Linked DNA regions of Mus musculus: region 1 is linked to region 2. The links are chromatin loops, found by intact Hi-C in ENCODE. Cell type or tissue: left cerebral cortex. All regions are shown on one strand.

Region 1 (2,500 bases), 66 kb before region 2:
ACACACACACACACACACACACACAGACACACGTACATGCACACGTGCAAACACATGCATGTATACATGCACACATAAGCATGCACATACACATACATACATGTCCACATCCACACTCGCAAACACACATGTACATGTGCACAAACAAATGCATGCATGCAAGCATGTGTGCACAGGCACACACTCATGCACACTTGCACACACACACAGGACAGGAGAGAGATTAGACATTACCAGGACTAAAGGGAGAAGAGTAAGGAATGATTACTGAGAGCAAAGTCAGGTTTGAGGTTTTGAATGAGAAAGATTTTGAAGATGGAGGGAGGGAATGACTAGACAGATTGGTGACTTACTTGTGTTGCTAAATTGGACACTTAAAATTTTACATATTGGATATATTCTTGTCCCAATAAAAATACAATAATTTAATAGACCCCAAACCTTTGACTTGATCACTTCAGGTTTATTTTAATTTATGTGTATGTGTGCATGAATGTGTGTGTCTGTGTGTGTGAGTGAGTGTGAATGTGTGTACCATGTATGAGAGTCCCCACAGAGGCTAGAAAAGGGTACTGGTTCCCCTGGAGCTGGAGTCACACAGGTGACTGTGATCCCCCTGGTGTGGGCACTGAGAACTGAACACAGGTCTCCTGGAAGAACAGCGAGTACTGTGAATGGGAGAAAGTTGTGGAGTCGGCATTAGTGTTGGATAAAACTGTTTTTTTTTTTAAGTTACTTACATTGTATAGAGCTGTACCTCAATGATAGAGCATGCACAGGGCCCTGAGTTCTGTCACAGAAACACACACACACACACACACACACACACACACAAACACACACACACACACACACACACACACACACACACTCCTCCTTCCCCAAACCCAAACATAGTCATTTATTGTACGACTTTAAAAAAAAAACATGTAATACAATGAAGAAAACATCAAGAAAGCCCACCCCTGGGACCACTGAGGTAGCACTCAGTCCCTGCATGTTCATTCTCTCATGCATATAAACAGATAATTGAGAATTTGTTGTCTTTACAGCCACCTAGCCTGGCTTCTGATCCAAGTCTGCTTCTCAGGAGCTGCTGTGATTCTCGCTGGTCATCCCTAGGTGTCCCTCCCATCCCTGTCAATAGAGTGATGGTCAGTTCGCCACTCTGTGCCAACCTAGTGGAGCAAAGACACTGGTGAGGGCCAAACACAGCCCTGCCTGGCACTCAGGGATGGCTTGAAACAGGAGAAGAGAGTGAGATTGTCACTTGGCCATTCAGTCTGGAAACTGCGTCCCGTGGCACAATGGTGTGCTGTGTCTACAACATGGACACATTTTTCTTGGATAGTTTATTTCCTTGCTTATTTTAATCAATGTTTCTGGTTTTGTTTATTTTAATTTTAAATTTTTATTTGTATTATTTGTAATAATATGTGTCTGTGCAGGAGAGCATGGAAGTACCCATTGGAGACCAGAAGAGGGTGTCAGATCTCTAAGACTTATGGGTGGTTGTACGCCACCTGGGAAGGTTGCTGGGAGCCTAACCCCAGGCCTCTGAAAGAGTAGAACTGCTCTTAACAGTTGAGTCTCTCTAGTCTTATTTTAATTTGTGAATTTTAAAAAAAAAAATTAATTGATGCATAATACTTGTATTTCCTCCCACATACTTCCAGTCAAATCGCCTCTAGATTGTTGCTAATACTCAGTGTAATGTAAAACTGTATAAACAGTTATTATAATGTATCATCTAGCTCACTTCTGCAGCCTCCCATTCCTGCAAGCTATTTTCCATCTGTGGACTTGGGGACCTGCAGACACAGAGGCCAACCGCATTACACTTTAGCTGAATATAAAGCCAGGACATAATTACGCAGAGCCAACGTCACTGGCTACCCTGGAGTTCGTCATCACGGGGAAAGATCTATGGAGATGGCATCCTACATGCTCATTTGGACCGTCACCTGTGTTGAAGGCTAGCAGCTAGTGTGCTCAGTTCCTCCTTCCTCCGGCCTCCAGTGTTTCACTCCTGCCCCTCCTCTAACCTTGTACTTTTGTTGCTTGGCTCAGTTTCTGTGTTGGGGTGGAAGCAGGGTCCTCCAGGTTGCCACACCTCATGCAACTCTCTGGACACAAGGCTTTCCTGTCTGGAAAGGTGTAGGTCCAAGGGCTACCGTGTCAGGCAGACCCAACCTTTCTGTGCCAGCCTTGAAACCCTGAGCTGTCTCAGACACAACTCAGTGGTTCCCAGCCACCAGGGTTACTGAGCACTGGACTGGCTTGGTCCGCCCCACTTCCTAGCTTCCTAACTACCTCACCCGCTGTCTTTCTGATGGACCAGCCAGCTTTCCTGGTGTGTCTCCTCAGGATACCCGGAGAATCGATATGTTTTGTACTCCTTTAAGCCAGGCTTCCTGCTACCACTGAGCCTCGTTATAACGTGACAGTGTGTTACCAAGGCAACAGCACTAACTCCCTGTCCTCTCTTTGAATTTCCTAA
Region 2 (2,500 bases):
CCCAGCCCTCATGGCCATGTTTTCATGATTCACCTACCCCATGGCATCCTCTCCTCTCTCCACATTCTTCTCTTCCCCCTTGTGGTGGTCCCACCTTAGACCACAAGCTCAAGAATTGAAACTCCTTTTACCTCCCTTATGCCCAACTATTGGTTGTAGGCATCTTTATTCAACAGATAGTTTTAAATTAAGGAGCAAGGTTACATAGCATCACTTAGTGTATGTGATTTCCTCATCCTGGGGGGCAAGTAGACCTTGGAGGCCAGTATTTAGCATTGCAATTCATAGCAACAGACCAAACTTGGGGACACCTCCATCATCTTGGATGAACCTCAACCCATGAGCCAAAACAAACCGTTCCTTTCTTAAGTTGTTCTTGTTGGCTGACTCATCAAAGCAGTGAGAAAAGTAACTAAGACAGAAAGTAAGGTACCCAAGCTCACCCAGGACTCAGGTGCAAGGCCAGGGACCAGCACTGCATAGGGACAGGATCCTGGCAAAAGCTGCTTGCCCCTTCCATCAGCTCCCTCGTCTGTAGTTGCAGAATACCTTATCCCTGGGCCAGGCCATGGTGGAGACGACCCTGGAAAGGCTTAACTCAGTCAGGCTCCTCCGAGCTACTTGAGCTAGACCTGTACCTTGGCCATTCACAATCATGCCCTGCTGTGACTCCTCCACCCTTGGTTTCTGGTTCCAGCCACTCTTTGACTTCTATCGGCTGTCATCCCAAACAGTAGCTCACCTTTAGCAGGGGCAGGCTTATTCCTCGGTAGCTTCCCCTCCCCCAGTCTGCTCTCACTCTGGGCACTTGTTACTGTCCTGCATTTGAGTGGATCTCAGTCCCACACCACACTCTCCGATCTGCTGCCAGAGCCTGAACAAAATTACTCTTGCTATTTTTACCAAAAATCCAATGCAATTTTGTTCCCTTACACAGCCAAGGTTTTGTATCTTGGACAGTGTCTTGCAGGTCAGAGGACGAGTGTTTTTAAGCACTTTGCAGAATTGCTGTAGCCTGTGTTCTTGCTGTCCATTCGTCCTGTGGCCTTCTGCTAGCCTGTCTCTTGGGCACTCTGAAGTCAGGAGATTCTGAGGCCAGGCCTCCCCTCCTCTGCATCATCACCCCCACACACCAGCCTACTCCCCCTGGCCCTCCAGTAGGCTTCAGAAGGAACCGCCTCCATGTCTATAATTATAGCCCGCACCATGCCCTGGATTGCTATGGTCTGCTATTTTTACTTTTGCACTGAGGTTTTTGTCTTGTTCCTACCTCAGGTGCAAGGACACATGCTGGGCAGATGTCACTCCTCAGATCTGAGGTCATCCTAAGAGGCTGCCCCACTTCTCCAGACAGTTATGCCCAGGATGAGGCTGTCAGGAGTTGGCAGCCTGATACCCCCAAGGAGGACTTTTGCTGGGAAGCTGTGTATTTAGGTGGAAAAGCCAGCACCTTTGTTTTTGTCTGTTTATGAGCATAATTTCAGATGAATATCAATGACCCCAACCCCACGACAGTACAGGGATGTCACAAACATCCTGGTCTGTTTACATGTGGCAGATGTTTTCCTGTATGTAGTTCCTGGAACCTGCTCTGTATTCTATACCAGGTGCCACGCCTTCAAGACTACAGCCTCCCACTGCTGCAGAGCAGGTAAGAGGGTCATCAATGTCACCACTGAAGACAACATTTAATCACAGTGGCTTAGTACACATGGCTTATGTTAGAACATCAGACCAGAGACTGCTCAAGTTCAGCCCTCCCTGTCTCCATCCTCAGTTGATTCTGGGATTCTTATTGCTACAGGGAGAGGGAGGAAAAGGGAGAGGGGGAGAGCAGGAGGAGAGGAGAGCAGCAGGGGGAGGGGAGGAGGGAAAGAGAAAGAGTGAGAGAGATCAAGAGCCAGAGCCAGAGCCAGAGCGAGCGAGCGAGCGAGAGAGAGAGAGAGAGAGAGAGAGAGAGAGAGAGAGCCTTCCTAGTCTGATGTCAGGGAGTGACAGACACTATTTCCCCCTAAGGAAGCCCACAGACCAGGCAGCCAGGCTCTGGTTATCAAAGGGCAGCACATCCCCCACTCACACCAGCTACCTCTCAACCAGATATCCCTTCCACCTTTTCACTCCTTCCCTGGGATTTGCCCCCTCCTCCCAGCTGCCCAGGAATCAGGGACAGCTAGCTACAGGCTTGTATCTTGGAACCTTCCCCTTTCCTCTGAGACCCAAAAAGGACTCCTCACCCCCACCCCCAACCCCGCTTGCTTCCTGAACTTTCATTAGGGTCTGCTTCATGCCATTGTCTGCTTTTCTATATGACTAAAAGATCCTGACAGAGAGTAAAAAATTATTTAAGCCCCTAGACCTGTGTCCAAAATAGCCCCATTGTTCCAGGATGCCAGGTGTTTGTGGTTTTTGCCTTTCTATAGCCCAGTGCCAGGTGTTTGTGGTTTGTGTGTCTATATAAATCCCTTACCCCTTGAGCTTGTTGTCAATTCCTCTACCCCTG

What was found. Peaks named below come from ENCODE experiments on the same cell type or tissue, not always from the same donor. Only the 100,000 strongest peaks of a DNase experiment are listed, where the experiment ranks them.
Region 1: it touches region 2 in a loop (2.1-fold over the local background); 2 of 42 quality-filtered maps call a loop at or near these places.

The regions. Positions count from the first base shown.
Region 1 is chr2:28,188,697-28,191,196 of GRCm38, reverse strand. No RefSeq gene overlaps it. Among named protein-coding and RNA genes, the nearest start is that of Olfm1, 16 kb to the left of the region's middle. In left cerebral cortex, a CTCF peak has its summit at 1,474 (motif pointing right); a DNase peak (open chromatin) is centred at 2,452.
Region 2 is chr2:28,122,855-28,125,354 of GRCm38, reverse strand. The region is part of intron 5 of F730016J06Rik (a long non-coding RNA gene); the gene reads right to left. Among named protein-coding and RNA genes, the nearest start is that of F730016J06Rik, 29 kb to the right of the region's middle. In left cerebral cortex, no CTCF peak of the experiment used is centred here; DNase peaks (open chromatin) are centred at 442, 874 and 1,161; H3K27ac peaks cover 1,413 bases.